4 separate regions of the Homo sapiens genome follow, and all the other regions are linked to region 4. The links are chromatin contacts, found by Hi-C in ENCODE. All regions are on one chromosome and are shown on one strand. Each heading gives the region's core, a stretch centred on a gene start or an enhancer-like site at or near the end of the contact. The rest is flanking DNA. Distances are from core to core; before and after follow the strand shown. Region 1 has its middle 33 kb from the start of RREB1. Region 2 overlaps RREB1 (ras responsive element binding protein 1). Region 3 overlaps RREB1 (ras responsive element binding protein 1). Region 4 overlaps BLOC1S5-TXNDC5 (BLOC1S5-TXNDC5 readthrough (NMD candidate)).

Region 1 (5,688 bases), core at 2,149-4,648, 890 kb after region 4:
GATCCTCGGCTGGTTGAATCCTAAGGCCAACTATAACGAGTTACAGGCATGGTCCTGATGTTACTGTCTTAACTAATCTGTAATGGTGGGATTATTTTTATGAATGAAGTACATCTAATGAATGGATTCTTTATTAAGTTTGCACCTCTCATATGCCCATTCTCCAAGGACACTGGGTCACAGGGATGACATAAGTGACAACCCATGCTTGTGTGTTTGAGGCCTCCACAGTAAGGAAGCAGGCCGAGAATAGATCAAAATGCAATAATTATGGTAACAACAACATGTACCTCATCTCTTCTTATCTTTTTGTTAGATTTTCTTCTTTCTCATTAAAAACACGTATAAGCAAATGTAATATCAACAAGTAGGTTTTCTACTTTGCTGAATATTAAAGTTTCCAGCTGACCTGATACTATTTTAGGAGATCCTCTGCCATCACCTGCCGCTATTTATTTAGAAATGTAAAGTCACTTTATCATTAACCTCAATAATTCATAATTAGGAAGGTAAACCTGCCTCTGAAAACAAAGCCCCACCACAGGAATCATTTTGAAGTTGAATTTCTTACAGCTTATTCATGACAAGATTCAGACTCATTAGGGCAGTCCTCGCGTAAAATCAGATTAAAGGGGTAAAAGGAAGATATTGAACTGAGCGTCAGGAACTGGATTCCAGTCTTGCCACTAATTAGTTGTTACCTTGAATAAGTAACTTAATATGTAGGTTTTTCCTTCCTTTTTCAGTAAAATGGAGACATCAAATTTCTAAGGTTTCTTCCATTTTACCCTTCTGAAGTGGCTCAAAAACAATTATATTGAGACCAGATGCGGTGGCTCACGCCTGTAATCCTAGCACTTTGGGAGGCTGAGGCGAGTGGATCACGAGGTCAGGAGATTGAGACCATCCTGGCTATAACGATGAAACCCCGTCTCTACTGAAAATACAAAAAATTAGCTGGGTGTGGCAGCGGGCACCTGTAGTCCCAGCTGCTGGGGAGGCTGAGGCAGGAGAATGGCGTGAACCTGGGAGGTGGAGCTTGCAGTGAGCCGAAAACGCGCCACTGCACTCCAGCCTGGGCAACAGAGTGAGACTCCATCTCAAAAAAAAAATTATATTGAATACCCATCTGCATAGGGAACAATACAAAACATTGAACATCCTCTAGTGAAAATGAAGAAGCCTGAGTAGGGACAGAAGGCCCCTCACCTCTGCACAGCAGTAAGTGTGGATGGACAAAGCCATGATGCTCCTTCAAAAACAGTTCTTGGCTTCCTCCAGCCTACAGACATCTGCCAATCTGGTTATAGGCCATGGACATGGCCTTGATACTAATATTTCTGAAGGATTCCCTAGGGGCCAGGTGAGGACACCAGAACCAGAGGACAAAATAGAGAGGCCAAGCCAACGATGACTGACATCATAAGCCATGATCTCTTTAAAGCCCAGAGTGATCCTAGTGATGGGGCCATCTGGGTCACTATCAGAGGGATGGCAGTTCTCTTCTAGAAAACAAAATCCTATTTGACGAAAGCAGAAAATCCAGCGGATGAAAGCCAGGGTCCAGAGAGAGATACGCATTGCCTTCATATCACAACCATGAGGCCGAAGCCATATGACCACAGGCAAGTCTCTTCACATCTCTAAGCCTCAGTTTCCTGTTCAATAGATTATTCATAGAATTTAACCCAGTGGGGTTCTTGTGAGAAATTAATGAAAAAAATACACCTAAAACATTTAGCACACAGCCAAGATAACAGATAACAAGATAACAGCTCTCTGGACAGTAATTCTGTCAGCACCGCTCCCCCCAGCCCTAATCCAAGTCCTCTCATTTATGCACAGGCATCTGCTAAGAAGTTTCTAGTTTGTCTGTATAACTTCCTGTACATCCCTCCCTTTTGTGGAATACCTGTCCCAAGCCACGGGGACTCTAAATGCTCAGTAAGAACTTGCTAAAAGAATGAATAATTTATAAGGGACCTAATATAGCACCAAGGCATGATTATGATCCAAGCAGACTCTTTGGGCCCATTTGTGCCAGAGACTCCGTTATTTTGTAATTAACAAATATCGTGAATTTGCTTTGAAGATTGTCAAAGAACATGACAATTCTGCCTCAGGTGTTTGACTCAGGGCAAAGCATTTAAACTCTATGTGCCTCAGTTTCCTTTTCTATAAAGTGGGACTAACAATAGTAGCCTACACATAGGTTTAAATGTGAAGTGCCTGCCTGACACATGGCACTTAATAAGTGTTAGCTATCTTATTTCATTTATTTTATTTATTTATTTATTTATTTATTTATTTATTTTATTCATATAGACATGCGGTTTCACTATGTTGCCCAGGCAGGTCTCAAACTCCTGGGCTCAAGCAAACCTCCTGCCTCAGCCTCCCAAGCAGCTGGGACTAAAGGTGTGCGCCACAGCATCTGGCATTAGATATCTTATTTTAAACCTGGTAAAAAATGTTCCATTAGGCCAGGCGCAGTGGCTTATGCCTGTAATCCCAGCACTTTGGGAGGCTGAGGCAGGTGGATGACCTGAGGTCAGGAGTTCGAGGCCAGGCTGGCCAACATGGTGAAACCCTGTGTCCACTAAAAATATAAAAATTAAGCCTGGCACGGTGGCTCTCACCTGTAATCCTGGCACTTTGGAGGCTGAGGTGGGCAGATCACGAGGTCAAGAGATCGAGACCATCCTGGCCAACATGGTGAAACCTCGTCTCTACTAAAAATACAAATATTAGCTGGGCATGGTGGTGTGCGCCTGTAGTCCCAGCTACTCGGGAGGCTGAAGCAGGAGAATCGCTTGAGCCCAGGAGGCGGATGTTGCAGTGAGCCAAGATCACACCACTGCACTCCAGCCTGGGCAACAGAGTGAGACTTGGTCTCAAAAAAAAAAAAAAATTTAGTGATAATGTAGTGATGGATAAAAATCTGAGCCCATAATACCTTCATCATTGTTAGTAAGTCCTGTTTGACTGTCAGCACCACCAGGGAGTCAGGAGACTCAACTCTCTACCTCCTCCTCTTCCCACTGTCTTATTCCCTTAGTCTAGATCAGGCCCTGGAATCTGCATTTTAAATATCTTCCTTGAGTGAGTTGGACACAGGTCGTCACCAAACTGACACACATATGAACAAAAAAAAAAAAAAAAAAAGAAAAGAAAAGAAAAAATACAGACAAATATAGCCCTGGAACTTAATGAGGGAACTGGGCCAAATCTTGGGTGATTCCCCTCTCCCTCGAAGAGAGGGATTTATGGTTTAGGTAAAAACCATTAAGAACACATTGGTTTTTTTCATTGGTTTCACTTTGAGTTTCTGCCTCCTGCAACCCAAAACACAATCATACAGAGCTTCGCAGCGTGGGTCTGGGCCCTGCGTGAGCAGGGCCACGTGACCGAGACTGCCTGTGCTGAAGAGCTGAAAGCAGAGGAACACACAGGCAAGGGGAACCTACAGATATTTCCCCCTTTACTTTCTTTTCTTTTTTTAAAAAAACTATAATCCCATAGAGACATATGTGACAAGTCTGACAAATGGACAAAGGAATGACGCTTGTTCTCATTTAGAAAAAGCTTGCTGATGCTGGATGTGTGTCAATGCACAAAGCTGTGGCTCGAATAGCCAAGGACATAGCATGTTTTTTTGTTTTTGGTTTTTTTGTTGTTTTTTTAATAGATGAGAGCTTCCTATGTTGCTCAGTCTAGTCTCAAACACCTGACCTCGCCTTCTTATGTGCCAGGACAACAGGCCTGAGTCACCGTGCCTCCTGACATAGCATCTTTCGTACAGGATTTAGGGAAGCATGAGAGCACTGGAAATAAAACCTAAATGGTGGGTGAGCTATAGGTAAACACTGAAATATCATGATCTTATTAAAAAGAAAATAGTGAACCCAAAGAACCTGATATACAAGAGAAAATGAACCAGGCTGCCAAAATCCTCTGTTTCAACAACAGAAGTCAATGGGATACAGTGGTTTAAAATCATGTAAAGTGAGTAAAATGTTCAACCCTGTGAGAACAGAGCAGTAATCGTGATGGGCCATCAGCCAGATAAAAGTGTCCATATTTCTGGTCCCAGGCAGTATCTCTCTCTCTCTCTTTTTGTTTTGTTTTGTTTTGTTTTTTTTTGAGACGGAGTTTGGCTCTTGTCGCCCAGGCTGGATTGCAATGGCACAATCTCGGCTCACTTTAACCTCCACCTCCTGCCTTCAAGCAATTCTCGTGCCTCAGCCTCCTTAGTAGCTGGGATTACAGGTGTCCACCACCACGCCCGGCTCGTTTTTGTATTTTTAGTAGAGATGGGGGTTTCACCACATTGGCCAGGCTGGTCTCGAACTCCTGACCTCAAGTGTTCTGCCCACCTCGGCCTCCCAAAGTCCTGGGATTACAAGCATGAGCCACTGTGCCCAGCCTCCAAGCAGTACCTCATGCAACACAAGTATTTAAGTATTTATCAAAGATGGTCATAATCAGCTCTTAAAACATACTAACTAAACACAACACTGTACACAGAAACACTTAAAAATACCACTTATAAGAGCATCAAAAGTTTTAAGGTATTTTAATATATTTTAAAAGTTATATATATTCCTATATATTATATGATATGTAGGAATATTTACTATACACTAATACATATGTAATATAATATATTCTACGTATGTAGGGAGATGTAGGAATACACACAGTTGCAGCATTTCAGTCAACAATGGACTGCATATATGACAGGGGTCCCATGAGGGATAGTATATACACATTCCTTATAACACCATATTTTCACTGTACCTTTTCTATGTTTACATATGTTTAGAGACACAAATAATTTCTGTTGTGTTACAGTTGCCTACAGTATTCTGTACAATAACATGCTGTACAGGTTTGTAGCCTTGGAGCCATAAGCTACATACCATATAGCCTAGGTGTGTAGTGGGCTATACCATCTAGGTTTGTGTAAGTACACTCTGATGTTCACACAATGACAAAATCACCTAATGATGCATTCCTCAGGATGCCTCCCCTTCGTTAAGTGACACATGACTGGATTGTATATTCTACAGGTCAAGTTTTATAAAGAAAACCACAACGTTCTTGGGGCATTGAAGAAGATATACATAATTGGTGTTCATGCACTTATATAATTTTACTATGTGCCTGAGACTATTCTGAGCACTTTGCACATATTATATGCAAGACATGTAATCACCTAATCCTCTCAATTACCCTATACAGTAGGTACTATTATGACCCTATAAGGTAGGTACTACTACGATCCCTATTACACAAGTGAGATAACTGAGACACTCTAAGGTCAAATTCTCCAGGGTCACATGGCCAGTGAGGAGCGGAGCTAGGATCTGCACCCAGGAGGTCTGCCTCCATCCTTTTAGCGATTCTGCACACTGCCTTTCAATGTGGTACACTCTATTGTAAACGTGCTGGTTCTCCCCACATTGGTCTACAGGTTCAGTGCAGTCCTAATAACTCCAAAAGATTCTGTAACAGAATTGGAACTGTTTCTAAAATTTACATAGAAGCACAAGAGGCCAAGAACACCAAGACATCATTGAAGAAGAACAAGGTGGAAGCACATGCCCTCCCAGATGGCATGACTCCTTAAAGGCTGTCATAACTAAGACAATGTAGAGCTGGATCTAAGGTTGACAAAGAGACGGA
Region 2 (5,407 bases), core at 1,173-3,672, 830 kb after region 4:
CTTTAATTTTAACATTTACCATTACATTCACTCAAAGTATATTGAGTTAAACATCAGAACCTACTGATATTTTTAACTTACTGATACTGTCTTTTCCTCCCATTTCTACACTATCCCTTTTTCTCCAATTACCTCAGTTAAAATAAAATTTCAACTTACAAACATATACATACACACACTGTACCCAGAACAGGATGCTCTCAGGTGTCTGAAGCCAACTTTCTCTCTCCCCCATCCCCCCTCCCACCTTTGCTTAAAGGGCAGCAATAGAACCAGTCACCTTGGAAACAAACATCACTCAGTGTTTGCAGAACAAACAATGGTACCTTTTCAGCCAGTACCAGGCAGGCAGGGCAAGGGGCAGCCAAGCAATTCTGGGCCTTACAGGAGTGTTAACATATTGTATTCATTCAGTGCACGAAAAAGTAGTTCAGTACTAAAAGTGAAATGTTCTCACATGTGTGAACCTTTGGCTAGAAACCATACACAAAAGTGAGTAAGGTTTAGAGTCAAATAAGGCTACCTACTAAGTTAGAAAAAAAATCTTTTCATTATTTTTGTAATTGTTTTACGTAACTCATGAATAAGGTAAACTATACTCTTATTACGGAGGATTACCTTCTCCAGCAACTAGGAACAAGTTACTTTTAAAAACAAAACAAAAAAAGTGTCATCTAATTGCTCCCATGAAACAATCATATTCATGTCACTTTTGTCCCAATATGCTAGCATATATTGATTTTTAAATGTGTATACTGGTGGGTGCCTTAACCCACTTGTGAATTTCTGGTATTAATAAAGAAATACGAGTGTGAGCTAGAAAACTGTCAATTTTCAGAGCACTGTTTAAAACAGGGCCAAACAGATACATAAATCTATAAGAGCTTTGGATAACAACCACCACTTTGACCTTGGATTACAATGACTAAACTTTCATTTTCTGAAGACTTACAAAAGCTAATCATTTGGGGTAGCTCAAGTTTGAGGGGAGATTCTTTTGTTACTGTTTTTAAAAAGCTCAACTGGATAGTTAATTTAAAAAATATTCAAGTGTCTTTCAGATCCTTCAGAATGAAACTTCAAAATGTTCAACGTAACAGTTTCCTCCCTATTCTGGGTGTGTGCCGAAGTTTTCCTTCCCACCAATTAAGAGAGAAGGCTGGGCCCAACTGAATTATTTGGACAGGAGTTTGATGTCAGTTAAATACCACAGTAACTGGCATTTTCTATCACCTCCAGACTAAAGGACAAATGCCTAATTAACATGGACCAACATGCAGCTTAAACTGGAAAAGTGCCTGTCCTTTTTCTTTCTTTTCTTTTTTTCTGAAAGATTTAGGTCTTTAACATCCTTGAGTTAAAGTGCACAAAGGGTGTCTAATGCCATCTGACTGAGGTGTAAAAGTCTAATTAACTAATGCTTTTTGCAGTGATAGTAAATCAGTTAACATTATTAATCTTCCTGACTAGGCGTAAGTGAGTGAGGAGGGCTATTGAAAAGGAGCTAAACAGTTAGACTGGGTACCCTTGAAAAAGAAAAGGAACTCTGAAAGTGATGACTGATGATACTGAAAATAACTGAGATACTTAAAATCCAACCGCTCGCCGGGCCTACCACCAGGCAAGAGACTCTGAAAGCTGAGGCTGCAGCTCCAGGGCAGGGAGAGGAAGAGGAGGAGCTAGGCGGCCGTGAAATGACTCTCATCTCCCATCCTTCCCTCCCAGCATCACCGAGAGAGACACGACTCTCACGTGCTGGAGGCTTCCCTGCCTTAAATTAACGCTGTACCTTTCCAACTAATGTTTTCAGTAGACCAAACAAAAGTTTGGAGTAGTTTGAGCAAATGACTCCAACAGTGGAGCCAGTTAGGCTAGTTTCAATTCATCAACAACTATCTTAGCATCTGGCTTCTTAGTTTCATCTGCCTATGTGTTTGGCATCCAAAAATGCGCATGCATATCATACTCATGTTAGCAAACCATACTTTATCAAAGGCACTTCCTGCATGTAAACATCTGAAGAGAAAAGGCCAACAGCCAAACAATTTCTGTACCAGGGCTTGGTCTGTCTGTCCTGAGACAATGGCAGTAACTGCAGTCATGCCCTCCACCCTCTTTTCTGGATTCCAACCCTCTATTCCCTGCCTCCCTGTACCCGAGTCTATAAGGCAGCTCCTTCCCTGGGGGCTCAGGGGGGAAGGGAGAGGCATCAGGTCTAGCAGGCACTCTCTTGGTCCCTTGCCTGCTCCTGCCGCCTCCACCCAGGCCTTCCCAGGAAAGCCAGGGGACAGGACTGCTCAACTCCTGACAGCAGCTGGATGTGACGAATTAGCTCTGGGCTTTGGGGAGGGAACTCCCCATGTTGAGGCACTCCCGTCGCCAGATCCTGGGTGATGACCCTAAACCCAGCAAGCTTCCTCCATCTTCTCGAAGAACATCTCAAAGGAGCAGAGTTGGAAAGGGAAGTGAAAGAGGGAGGCCAGGTGCCGCGGTGGCTTCATCTTTTCCCCTCCTCAATATTTCTATCAAGTTTCTGTTTCACTGCCACCTCACATAAGGGGGATATGAACCTATGCATACCTTTTTAATAAAATTCTGAGGCAAACACAACACGTTTGGTTAACGACGGGCTTTCACAAGCCACCTGATAATAAAGAACTCTTGAAAACATCAGGCTTCAGAACTCAGTTCATCCTGAATAAAGATATTTATGCTTTATTTATTGTTTTAAATGTCTTTAGAGGCTGTTATTTGTTACTTTGCACACCATTATACCTAAAAATCACCTCTTCTGTTCAAAAAGGTAGGTTCAAGAGAAAACTTTTCATTTGTACTCCTAAGTTAATTATATATTCATGACCTCCTCCTCAAATAATGTCTCAGGCTGAGGGTAGTGGCTCATGCCTGTAATCCCAACATTTTGGGAAGCTGAGGATAGCGGGTTGCTGGAGCCCAGGAGTTCGAGACCGGCCTGGGCAACATAGCAAGACCTTATCTCTATTTAAAAATAAATAAATAAATAACATCTCTTACAAAATCCTGTTTACTATTATCTCCATATTGCCTAGCCATTGGGATCTGAAGCTACTGAAGGGGGGAGAAATCCTAGCCAATTAAACAATTCTTCAAAACAAACTAAAATCCTTAAGATATAATTTATAACTCATTTCAACTTTTTAAAATACGGGCATTACTGACATCTATAAACAAAGGCAAGAGAGAAGGTGCAGATGAAGTCCCTTTTCAAATCAAACTTCTACTCAAATCAGAATTGTAAAATTGTTTTAGAATTCTTAAAATAAAGTTTGGTGGGTTTTTTCCCCCAGAAACCTGTGTGAGGTCAGTTCCATCAAAAGTCATCATCACCCCTGATCACCTCCTCAGACATGGGAATCTCACTCAGCTGAGACCAACAGTTGGAGGAGGTACTGGTCCCATTGTACAGATGGTCACAGCCCTTTAATTGAGGTCAGCTGACTTGCTTAGTCATATGCCACCTCTCTCACCAGGTCCACCACAGGACAGTAATTTCTCCCTGCCTGTGTAGTAAAAATCCAGCTTTAGTATCAGCAGAAAATCCAAACAATGTGATCTTCCCAAATCCCATTCTTTCCTGTGCTCAGTTGATCCATACTTACTGTCTACCTGTTTTGCTAAGTCCCCTAGAGCAACTTGAAAGGGCTATAAAAGCTTGAAATAAAGATCATGTTAAATGTTTTTGAAAATATACAGATGGCACATAAAACTTAAACGGAATACCTGCTCCCAGTCCCAAGTCCTAGACAAAGGTAGAATACTAAGATGCTTTTCCTGTAGCTAACAAGCACATCAGAAATGAGGCAGTCACCTCCCCTGCCTGCATCTTGGAGAGTTAAGTGGTGCAAGAATGCTGTTGTTGTCAGAACCAGAAGAACAGCAATGAAAGAGGCATCAGCTGTGGAATAACCACAGCTAAGCCACTAGACCCCATTTGAAAAAAAGGAAAATGGAACCACAAGAGAATGAAGTCAGGTTTTTCAGAAAGGTCTCAATCTACCAGCTGGTCTTTTGGCTGCTGCCCTGCCTAAAAGCAGCTTTCAGAATGCTTAGAATTTCCCTGGATTTACGGTCCTAATCCTTTATATGGTACTTTCCAATAGCTTCCATCCTTACAAAGGTTTTTGTTTACGTTTACTGATTAAAAAGAAAGAAAATGCTGCCCATGGGTATCATTGTGTCACCTCCTAAGAAGGCACAAGGAAGATAATTCTACCCATTTTAGAGATGGAAAAACCAAGGTGTGAAGTATATCTTTTTCTGTTTTAATCATAATCAAGGTTGGGCTTGCATTCAGGACCTTACGTTAGTCTCCTAGCTAACAAACCCAGTCCTCTCTCTAATAGATCACAGTAGATTAATTAAAAGGGCCAAGGGAGAGTCATTAAGTATGTCCAAATGTTTCTTACAATCTGGCTGATTGCATTCTCTTTCCCAATAGAATTCTTTGAAATGATGAGGAAAATGAGGTGATATCAAGGGCTGCTCTGGAAACCGTTCAGTGTATGAACAGGTGGAAGAAAATATATCTTCCTAACTTGTCATACAGTGGCGTTTAGCTCTAGTTACAGAACTCCACTTGCGGTTCAGAACTAGTCTAATCGTTATTTTCCTGACATTAGACTTTAGGGTTACATATGCAGGATCTGTCTTCCTCTAGGGCAGGGGCCCTCCAGGGAGCTATTTCAAGGGATCCACTTATTCATTTGCTCATCAAGCATCTAGAAATCAATTAAATTTACACATATATGTACAATTATTTTGCAAGTATATGAAAATGCTGCTGTATTTAATAAAGATAAGTGCCACTAAAATGTCGATAGAGTTTTTCTGTCATTAGAGCTTCTCAACAGAATCTAAAAAAATAATTAAAATCACACTTGGTCTGGAAATTTTTTACATTAAAAGAGTATCTTACATTTAAAAAGATGGGGAATAATTGCTCTAGAATGTCCAAATAACATGACATTGATTAAAGAAAAACATCCAGTAAAAATACAACCACAGATAAAGGACACATCACATCATTCCTAACATTCACAACACAGTGCCCTATGTAAGAGAACAAACACCTTCCTCTCAAGAGAGGCCAACCCTCTAGCGAAAGGACTTTTTGAACTGCTCAATTTGTTTTTCATCAGTAACCCTCACGGGTTTGGGGTAATAAGACAGATCACATGCTATCCAAAAATAAACACACACATTTTGTCAGTTCAGTATTTTTCTCTTTAAAATAAATTTCTGATGAACTACATATTCACAATTTACCATAAAAAGTTTAATACTATGTTGGTTTCATGTAACCTAGAAGATAGGTTCCTTCACTCACACAATGAGTGCCCAGGGAATGCAAAATAATTATAACATTAGC
Region 3 (5,586 bases), core at 1,503-4,002, 810 kb after region 4:
TGCCTGCCTCTGCATCCCAAAGTGCTGGGATTTCAGACGTGAGCCACCGCGCCCAGCCAAATATTTTACTAATTAATTAGTCATCTCCAAAAAATGGGCAGTCGGGTCTTATACTATGAGTAAGAAGAAGAGAAAAGAAGAGCTGATGGATTACGGAGCAAAGGACCCCAGGGAGCTGGGGCAAGGCAGCCCAGCGGCAGTCAGACAGACAAAGTCCTCCCCAACAGCCAGGGACGACGAAGCTGAACAGAGGGGCAGCTCTTGGTCAGCTTTGGCATTTAAGACCATGTGATCTCAAGGTGCTCTTGAACAAGAATGGGTACACAGGAGCAGCCAAGTGGCACTCTGGAACCCTCTCCTCCTACTCAGGGTACGTACACAGCATCCTGTTTCCTACGCTGGATGGCTGGCTAAGGAGAAGGAAGGAAAACTAAGATTGTCTTATTTCAAAGGGCTGCAACTATATTCCAGCTGTTACAGGCAAGCCTGTTATGTTTCTTCCAACGGATGCCCAATTCACACACATAGCTGCTCTCCTCAAGAATAAACAAGTGGATTCTATATACAAATACCAAGGGCACCAGGTCTCCAAAAGGAGAAAAAATTTGTTTTACAAATGTCCAACCCAAAATGGCTTTCACATTTTTTTCAGGGTGAATTTTGCAGCTCTAACCCAGATGTGGCTCAGTGCGGAAGGTGGCTGGGAGAGCCACAAGGGACTGGCTGGTGTTCCCTCTTAAGAGGCAAAAAGCACATCAAGGGCACAGTGTTCCCTGGCCTTCCTCACAGGTTAGATTGGTCTGAGCAAATCTGTGATTCAATTAGTGTGAGTTCAGTTGCTCTTTTTTAGGTCAGTTCTTTCTTTTGTTTAGATTTGACTCGAGATTTACCTCAATTATCTACACCTCTGCTGAAGTACCTAAGCAAATTAAACCATTTAAAGTGATGAAGGGAAAGGAAGTGGACGGAGCTTTAAAACAACTTATGCAAATAATTTCCTCCCTCTCCCACCTCTGTTCCCTTCAATTACTAAACTCCAAGACAAGCAACTGCTTCTCAAACGAAAAGTCTAGACTCTTAAGTGTGAATGAGAAAAAACCCCGTGGTTAAGCCCTGGCTTGCAGAAAACTAAAAATTTCAGCAAATCTGGAATGAAATGTTACTTTGTGAGTTATACAAAGCTTAGCAGCTGTTCCCAGCCAACATGAAACCCGAAAGGGGTGATGCTATCTTTATCTTCTACCTAGAGTTAAAGCCGGTACTGTCCAGGACAGAGCTGCCAAGGAGCTGTCTCAGTTCTAGTCTGCTGAACACAAAAGACAAAGAAGCCAAGGGAATACATGGGCCAGCAAAGGACACCTAAACAACAACAAATAATAGACCCACCTGGAAGAAAGAAAATGCAGTTAATAATTAAAAAATTTAAAAGGATGCAAGTTCTTAATGTCACTTGGAAAATCCTTTTCAATCAGTTCAAAATTCAAAAGATTAAATCACATCTAACTCTATCTGGATTTCCCAAGTGCAAGGGGAGGAAACTATTTTATCAGGTTTCTTGGAAGGGAAAACACATTTTCTCTATTAAAACTTAAGTCCTGGCCGGATGCTGTGGCTCACGCCTGTAATCCCAGCACCTTGGGAGGCTGAGGCAGGCCAATCACCTGAGGTCAGGAGTTCGAGACTAGCCAGGCCAACAGGGTGAAACCCTGTCTCTACCAAAAATATGAAAATTAGCTGGGTGTGGTGGCACAGGCCTATAATCCCAGCCACTCGGGAGGCTGAGTGAGGCAGGAGAATCGCTTAAACCCGGGAGACGGAAGTTGCAGTGAGCCAAGATCGTGCCACTGCACTCCAGCCTGGGCAACAGAGCAAAGCTCTGTCTCAGACAAACAAACAAACAAAACAAAACTGAAGTCCAGCTCATAAAGACTTCATAGAAACCTTCTTCAGACCACCTGATGGAATCAGGCCTCAGATGAGCATCTCAGGGCAGGCAGATGGATGATGGAAAAAGACCAAAGAAGAATCAAAAGGGAGGGTGATGAGAACAGGGCCTTTCTTCTCATAAGCCTGAAAATTACACATAGGTTAACTGAAGAAAATATTCTTCTAGTGCGACTGAACTATCTCCCTCTGAGAAACCACTTCCCACTAGGCCCCTTCGTTCCGCCCCTAACAACCCCGTTCTATTTATTGTTCAGTTTTAAATGACTGGGCAGCTGCTGCCTAGCCATGCCCCTCTAGTATTGACCAACACTGTCACCAGCACCCCCCACACGTAAACCACCAACGAATGAAGCTCGTGGTAAGGGGGCTTAACTTGGAATGTGAACTGTCACCAGCACACCACACTTCCTGCGAACTCTGACAGACTGTCTCCATTCAAGAAAAAATGAAAAGACTACCTTAAGGCCCGGTGGGTAACCACCCAAAGATGAACAAGCGGAATTGCATGGTAGTTAAGGAGTAGGCTCTGGAACCACATCGCAAATCCTGCCTCTACCACTTGCCAGCAGTGGTAAGTGGCCTGACCCTTAGACAGTTAGGGAACCTCTCAGTTCTGCAATTTCCTCATCTGTGAGATGGAGACAATAATAATACTGAAATCATATGACTGTTCTGAGAAATAGATTAGTCAAATCTATAAAGTGCTAAAACCTGTCTGGCACACATGATACCATCCCTCAGTGCTTTTTATTATCATATACATGCTCACACCTGAGCACACATACTGTACGTTCACATTAGCAAGTGTCTATTAGTCCTTCACGTCCCCAGTGATGAGTTCAACAGGTGCTACAAACATTGTACTCCCACTGGGCAGTCATTTTCAAACTTTAGTATGCACCTGGAGAGCTTATGATAACAGATTTCTGGGCCCCACCTCCACATTTCTGATTCAGCAGGGCTGGAGTGGGGCCTAGGAATCTGTGTTTCTAACAAGTTCCCAGGTGATGCTAATGCTGCTTGTCTGGGGACCACACTTTGAGAACCAAAGTGTCATTATGTTCTAGGCTTCAGGCCTAAGCTTCATCTAGTTTATGTGCATAGAGAACCTTATGGAGATGAAATGGAAAAGGAGAATAAAGCAAAGATGCTCACTGCTCAAAGAATATCCACATATTCTTCCATATTTCCTGGCAACCGTATACCTTTGTGGTCAGGCAGGTCACATGACTAGTCCTGGCCAATGAGCTGTGAGCACAAGTACCAGCCATCACTTCCAGACTGCAGCCTTTCAAAGTCAGTATGTAACCCACTAGCTCTTTCCTTGTGGTGGCAACCTGGAAGCATGTGTAATGACAGAGTAGCTATAAGACAAGAGCAGCCTGGATCCCTGGGTTACCACTTGTAAGGGAGCTATACTAGAGAGCTGCCAGACCTGCAGAGGATTCTACACCAACAAGCAACGGCACTTTATGGGTTGAGCCACTGGGATTTCAGGCTTTGTTTGATACTTCAACATAGCTTCGCTTAGCCTGACTTCATTATAAAGAGGATGCCCACATCATCAGTCTTAAGCCCAACCTATCAAACAGATCTGAGATATTTTATAAAATCAGCCAGAATTTCTACCCTACTCTCATTCACTTCTATTCACCAAAACAGATGAACTGTTTTTAACCTCCTATTTTCGGTCTGTTTCTCACTAACTAAAAAAATTATTTACTGCAACATGATTATGTACTAGTTGCTAATAATTTAGAAAGCTCAGTCCGCTAAAATGTATTAAAAATGTGAAAAGTAAATACATTGGAGGATTTGTGTGTGTGTGTGTGTGTGTGTGTGTGTGTATACCACTACTGGAATCCCTTGACTTTAATTGAGTAGGGAGGAGCAAGAGTAAAGGGTTTCAATTTTATTTATGTAATCACGTGTGGACTGATAACTTGTTTTGCCAAAACAGGAGAAAGTGATCTCTTTAAGGGCATCAGAATTTAACCACAAAGCTACTTTTTTTAAAAAAAAATAATAGTTCTACTAATCTAGGAACATTTTGCAGTTTAACATGTAGGTAATGAGCTGTCAACAGTATACAACTTACCAGACTGTGGAATGAAACATTAAAAATATTTTCCTCAAAAAAAAAAAAAAAAAAAAACCCTCTCACAAAGATTAATACCTCCTTCACTGTCACACACACACACCAAAACACATTACAATCCAGAACACCTCAATTAACAACTTAAGACTACAAAATTCATGAAATACACAAAATTAAAAGAATTGGGGAGAGGGAACTAAGAAGTATGTAAGAGAATCGCATAGGACCTTTCAGGTCTGCAGAGCAAAGCAGCACTTCTTTGGAGGGCTATCTTTTAGTGGGATTGACAACTAATCTCAAAGGTGGTGGAATTTCCTGCTAGAATTCTCTCTAGCACTTTCTACAGAGAGCACTGGAACAACTCCTTTGTGTACACACACACATTTTAAAAACTCACTTGCTAAGGAGCTCAGTGACTTCTGCTTCCCACTTAGCACTGGCAAAGCTAAGCACTGAGATGAAGGGACCCTGCTGCTCCTGGCCTTCTCAAGTTCATAGGCCCCTCCAGTGCCTCATTCTCTGGGTGTGTCACATTCCATCTCTTTAGGTACTTCCATGTGGCCAAAAAGGAAAGGAAAAAAAAGGTAAACACTCATGTGATGCATTTGGTCACATTTATAGCTCAGCTGTAAAATCAAACTTGAGAATAATAAAAAGGCCCCAATGCTAAAGGCTGAATTTCTTTCATATGTTTCATAGCTATTCAGCAACTGTTGGGTTTTTTGGTGAGTGGATTATTTTCTTCATTTCTGTCTTTCAGGAGACATAAAAAAAGTCAATTAACAATAATGAAAACCTAAAGATCTAACATTAGTGAAGGTCTATTTTTAAAATCATGTAATACACCACTTATAAGAAATTAGAGAGACCAAGAAAGTCATCATGTACACCCTAAAACAGGATTATTTCTGTACTTTTCATAAGGAGCTAACACTGAGAGAGGTTCCCTTAGGATACTGGAAACAACAGGAATAATGTGCAATTAGATACCAAGTGGACTTATACACACAGCTAAAAAACTCAGCATCACATCTTACTATCACTCTCCCATAAAGCCCCAGAACTCCCTATTATTTAGCAAGGTGATTTTCTAAAACTCATAATGCATCCTCAAATCAATGTCCTTGTGTATGTACCTACAAGGGAAATATAGTGAGAATATCCAACGTTTTGAAAACGAAAGCCATCTAAAAGTGATTTCACATAGTTTCTGTGATTTCACTTGCTTGGTTTATTTCTCCCCCATAGTCCTGTTCATCACAAGAGACACTCAAACTATAAGTAAATTCCTGGGAGCTTATAAATGATATGCTTTATACAGCCAAAATGTCCAAAAAGATTTGTGGTTTCAGACTTTTACACACTGTTCCCGTGTCAGTAATTGATTTGTGAGAACTTAACAAGATGATCTCTGCTCCTAGCCTCAACCTGGCAAGGCCACCTTCTCCCTGACCCTGCAGGGAACTGCAGTGTGTGCTCAGCAGTGGGGCTGCTGCCCATTGGCCTCACTAATGTTACCTCCCCTTTAAGCTCTACCAACT
Region 4 (5,138 bases), core at 1,688-4,187:
GGAAGTCCAAGGTCAAGGGACTAGCAGATTGAGTGTCTGGTGAGAGTAGTGTTTGCAGATGGTGGCTTTTTGCTGTGCCCTCATACGATACAAGGGCAAACAAGCCCCCTCTTCTGTAAGGGCCCTAGTCTCATTCATGAGGGCACTAATCCCCCTCATGACCTAATCACCTCTTAATGCCATCACACTGGGGATTAGGCTTCAACACAGGAATTTTGGGGGCACACAAATGTTCAGACCATAGCAGGTGCCTAATATAAATTATTTGTGGATTTACTAATAGTTAAAATAACCAAAACCTAACCTGTCTTCCAGTTTTATCCATTTTGAGTATCTGAAAAATTTTAAGCAAAGACTCAAAATGTTTTTAAAGTCAATATATCAAGTGAAAATCTGTGGATGTGGCTATATGAAGGTGTGTACTTATATTCTTCATGCTTGCGCTCTTAACACGGTTTGCACTGTAATTAATATAAGCACATCAAAATTGTGTACATGTCTTTCCTACACAATGAGCTGCAACAGAATGGCTGCTTTTTGTGTTTTTAAATAAACTTTATTGAGGTATAATTTATGTACAATAAGATGTGTACACTTAAGAGTTTGATGAGTATTGACAAATGTATAAATCCACGTACCAGCACCCTAGTCGAGGTACAGAACATTTCCATCCATCCAGAAAGCTGCTAGAAGTAGAATCATGCATACGTAAGTGGAATCTTTGTATCTGACCTCTTTCACTCAGCCTGTTTTTGAGATTCATCTATGTTGTTCTGTATATCAACAGTTCTTTTATTGTTATTGCTGAGTAGCATCTTATTACTGTATGAACATACCACAACTTGTGTATTCATTCACTCACTGATAGATGTTTGAGTTGTTTCCCACCTTTTGGCTATTTTGAATTAAGCTGCTGTGAATATTCATAGACAAGTCTTTTGTGGATGTGTTTTCATCTCTTTTTTGCAAAATCCTGGGGGCAGATTTGCTAAATGATATGTTAAGTGCATCCTTAACTTTGTAAGAAACTGCCAAACGTTTCCAAAATGGATGTTTTATTTTATATCCCCACCAGTGGTACAGGAGAGTTTCAGTTGCTCCACATCCTTGCCAACACTTGGTATTGGTAGTCTTTCTTTTTTTTAAGTATCAAGTATGCACTGAAAGATACATCAACATTAATACAGAAGAAACAGAGTCAAATCATTTAATCGAAATAATATAATAATATAATTCTGGCCGGGTGCGGTGGCTCACACCTGTAATCCCAGCACTTTGGGAGGCCGAGGTGGGTGGATCACAAGGTCAGGAGATCGAGACCATCCCGGCCAAAACGGTGAAACCCCGTCTCTACTAAAAATACAAAAAAATTAGCCAGGTGTGGTGGCACACGCCTGTAGTCCCAGCTACTCGGAAGGCTGAGGCAGGAGAATAGTGTGAACCTGGGAGGCAGAGCTTGCAGTAGGCCGAGATCGCGCCACTGCACTCCAGCCTGGGCAACAGAGTGAGACTCCAACTCAAAAAATAATAATAATAATAATAATATAATTATACATCTCGGGAAATTGAGAGCTGGAAACTTGGCAGGGGCTTCCACATTATGGAACAATTTCTATAGCTGCAATGAACTTAAAAAAAATACACTTAAACATTTATAAATGTATGCTTTGCCTGGAAGGAGTCTGGCAAAAACAACAAATAATCTTAAATGTATACATTTCATAAAAGTGCTAATGATTTTTCCCAACGCTTCCCATTCACCTTCACCCTACAGAGAGTTCTGACTTGGCTCATTTAATTTCTTCCCTTCCTCAGTCACTCAAAAGTGTTCTTCCATTTCTTGGTCACTTATTTGGACTTTTTTGATGTCCAGGCTGTAGGAAAAGCAGTTTATTTGAGAGGTAAAAGTGGCATTTGGGCTAGAGCTTGGTTAGAGCTAATTCTGAGAATGTTCTAGAAAGAGTTATCAGAGTAGTTGTTAAGTATGAAAAAAGCAGACAGCAGAAAATTATTGTGGCAGACTATATACATTACCTTCTCATCATAAAAACAAAGCACTCATTGTTTTTACTGAATTGCCTGGTGGTAGATGGGGTGTGTTCTTAACTAAGCACTGCCTTGACAAGACAGAGGGATGTGGTGCCATCATCTTTTCAATAGGAAATGTATATGTGCATATATTTGTGTATATGTATTTTTCCTATATTGATTGCTTATATACATATTCACATCCTTATACATATCTATGTTTTATAACTTGAACCTTGTTTTTTTAACTTTATTGAGGTATAATTTATAAAAAATTATATAATTCAAGTTGTACAACATGATTTTTGATACATGTATACATTGTGAAATGATTATCACAAGCTAATTAACATATTCATCACCTCAGATAGTTACCTTTTTGGGGGTGTGTGTGTGCGTGCGTGCTCGTGCAGTGAGAATACTTAAGACCTCCTCTCTTAGCAAATTACGGGCATATAATGCATTATTATTAACTACAGTTACTGTGCTGTACATTAGGTCTCTAGAACTTGCTTTGTTTTTTTGGGATAGAGTCACTGGAGTGCAGTGACGTGATCTTGTGATCTTGGCTCACTGCAACCTTCGCCTCCTGGGTTCAAGCGATTCTCTGCCTCAGCCTCCCACGTAGCTGGGATTACAGGCGTGCACCACTATACCCAGCTAATTTTTGTATTTTTAGTAGAGATGGGGTTTCACCATGTTGGTCAGGCTGATCTTGAACTCCTGGTTTCAGGTGATCTGCCTGCCTTGGCCTCCCAAAGTGCTGGGATTGCAGGTGTGAGCCACTGCACCTGGCCAACTTACTCATTTTGTAAGTGAAACTCTGTACCCTTTGACCAACATCTCCCCATTTCCCCACCCACAACTCCTGCCAACCACCATTCTCCTCTCTGTTTCTATGAGTTGGTTTTTGTTTTAGATTCTGTATATAAATGAGATTATTAGTAGTCTTTTTATTTTTAGCTGTTCTCGGTTCGGTATAATGGTATCTCTTTGTGGTTTTAAGTTGCATTTCTCTGATGACTAAAGATAGTGAGCATCTTTTCATGTTATTTTTGGTCATTTGTACATTTCGGGGGGTAGTGCCGATCTCTTTAGTTTATGGGCTGTGTGGTTGTGTGTTGTTTGTTCCATCGTTGAATAGTAAGAGTTATTTATATTTTCTAAATTTAAGTGCTTTGCCAGACTCATTAATTACAAATATTTTCTCCTGGTTGATGGCTTGCCTTTTAATTTTCTCAACAATTAGTTCATGTTTTAAAAAGTTGTACTGAGCAAAATTTAGCCAGGCATGGTGGCAAGTACCTGTAGTCCCAGCTATTGGGGAGTTTGAAGGGGAGGATCAATTGAGCCGGGAGGCAGAGGTTGCAGTGAGCCATGATGGCATCACTGCACTCCAGCCTGGGTGACCGCGCGAGACCCTGTCTCAAAAAAAAAAAAAAGTATTTAGTTGCCAATTCTTTATTTCCAATTCTTCATTGCAACTTTATTGACACATAGTTGACCACAATAAATTACATATGTTTAAGGTGTACAATTTGATGAGTTTTGACATGTATACACCATTGAAGCCATCATCACAATCAAGATAATGCACATTTCCTTCAGCTCCCCAAAAAACAGTTTATTTTGAAGAGCAAAAGTTTTTAATTTTGATGAAGTCCAATTTATCAAATTTTTCTTTTATGGTAAGTGATTTTTATGTTATTTTTGGGAAATCTGTGAAAATCTTTGCCTCAAGGAGCAAAATTTGTCTCCTATAATTTTACTTACATTTTCTCATATTTTTTCTAAATAATTGTAACTATAGTGTTAATTTTCTCCTTTAACCACTTATTGAGTTTTTAAACATTTTCTAAATAGCTTTTTAACCAAAAATTTTTAATTAGCTTTTAATTTTTTAAGTTATGATGAAATAATGTGTACTTTTAATTATATTTTTCATTTTTATATGTATTTCTTATATATTCAATCTGTATTTTTTGATGAATTGAGCCGTCAAGGCTAATACAGGGATGTTGAAGTGTCTCCCTTTCTCTCTTTATCCCGTTACCCTGTGTCGTGAGTTCCATCGCCGTGGTTCTTTCTAATTTGGTTTTGAGGTCTCCACTTTTGAGAGTGGCCAAAACCTGGCCGGGCGCGGTGGCTCACACCTGTAATTCCAGCACTTTGGGAGGCCGAGGTGGGCGGATCACGAGGTCAAGAGATCCAGACCATCCTGGCTAACACGGTGAAAACCCGTCTCTACCAAAAACACAAAAATTTAGCCGGGCGTGGTGGCGGGCGCCTGTAGTCCCAGCTACTCGGGAGGCTGAGGCAGGAGAATGGCGTGAACCCGGGAGGCGGAGGCTGCAGTGAGCCGAGATCGCGCCGCTGCACTCCAGCCTGGGTGACAGAGCGAGACTGCGGCACACACACACACACACACACACACACACACACACACGCCAAAAACCAAGAAGCCACTCTCTGGGAGAGCCCTAACAGCGTGGGGTGGGGGAGCTAGGTTCACCTGTGTCCATCAAGTGAGACAAAATGAGGGAATGAAACCAAAATGGCTGAAACAGAAGAACTGTATAACTTACAGATCCCGGAAAGGTCAGAGCTGCCAACAGGAGGCTAAGGAAAAGTCCAGGGGTGTCAGAGAGCTCAACCAGGGAGAGGGAGTGGGGAGTAAGGGAGAGAGGGGAGAGCGAGAGAGAGAGAGGACCTGTGGGATTATGCCTTTATTAAGATCCGTGGACCTTATCCCTTAGGGTTTCCCATGGGGGTTGTGGATTGGCTAATTTAAAAAAACGTGTGGTTGGGCACGGCGACTCATGCCTCTAATCCCAGCACTTTGTGAGACCGAGGCTGGTGGATCACTTGGGGTCAGGAGTTCGAGATCAGCCTGGCTAACAAAGTGAAACCCCGTCTCTACTAAAAATACCAAAAAAAAAAAAAAAAATAGTAGCGCGTGGTGGTGCACGCCTGTAATCCCAGCTACTTGGGAGGCTGAGGCAGATGAATTGCTTGAACCTGGGAGGCGGAAGTTGCAGTGAGCCGAGATTGCAGCACTGCATTCCAGCCTGGGTGACAGAGCCAGACTCCATCTCAAAAAACAAACAAAC

Evidence for each region. A loop is a pair of places that touch in the nucleus more often than their neighbours do. Pooled maps may share reads with other maps.
Region 1: a loop to region 4 is called in a map with no recorded cell type, with 18 times the contacts of the local background. The contact joins two enhancer-like sites. A Hi-C loop is called at or near these places in 2 of 37 single-sample maps with no recorded cell type and 2 of 50 pooled maps.
Region 2: a loop to region 4 is called in a map with no recorded cell type, with 22 times the contacts of the local background. The contact joins two enhancer-like sites. A Hi-C loop is called at or near these places in 6 of 37 single-sample maps with no recorded cell type and 4 of 50 pooled maps.
Region 3: a loop to region 4 is called in a pooled map, with 16 times the contacts of the local background. The contact joins two enhancer-like sites. A Hi-C loop is called at or near these places in 3 of 37 single-sample maps with no recorded cell type and 4 of 50 pooled maps.

Annotation. Positions count from the first base shown.
Region 1 is chr6:7,071,646-7,077,333 of GRCh38, reverse strand. No RefSeq gene overlaps it. Among named protein-coding and RNA genes, the nearest start is that of RREB1, 33 kb to the left of the region's middle. RefSeq lists an enhancer at 3,435-3,674. Within about 2 kb of position 3,398, at least 5 of the 41 ENCODE cell types and tissues checked have a DNase peak (open chromatin) inside an H3K27ac peak, as active enhancers do.
Region 2 is chr6:7,134,051-7,139,457 of GRCh38, reverse strand. All of the region lies in intron 1 of RREB1 (ras responsive element binding protein 1), which reads right to left. Among named protein-coding and RNA genes, the nearest start is that of RREB1, 29 kb to the right of the region's middle. RefSeq lists an enhancer at 2,377-2,446. Within about 2 kb of position 2,422, at least 32 of the 41 ENCODE cell types and tissues checked have a DNase peak (open chromatin) inside an H3K27ac peak, as active enhancers do.
Region 3 is chr6:7,151,622-7,157,207 of GRCh38, reverse strand. The region is part of intron 1 of RREB1 (ras responsive element binding protein 1); the gene reads right to left. Among named protein-coding and RNA genes, the nearest start is that of RREB1, 46 kb to the right of the region's middle. RefSeq lists an enhancer at 95-761. Within about 2 kb of position 2,752, at least 5 of the 41 ENCODE cell types and tissues checked have a DNase peak (open chromatin) inside an H3K27ac peak, as active enhancers do.
Region 4 is chr6:7,961,155-7,966,292 of GRCh38, reverse strand. The region is part of intron 4 of BLOC1S5-TXNDC5 (BLOC1S5-TXNDC5 readthrough (NMD candidate)); the gene reads left to right. Among named protein-coding and RNA genes, the nearest start is that of TXNDC5, 53 kb to the right of the region's middle. RefSeq lists an enhancer at 2,562-2,611. Within about 2 kb of position 2,937, at least 3 of the 41 ENCODE cell types and tissues checked have a DNase peak (open chromatin) inside an H3K27ac peak, as active enhancers do.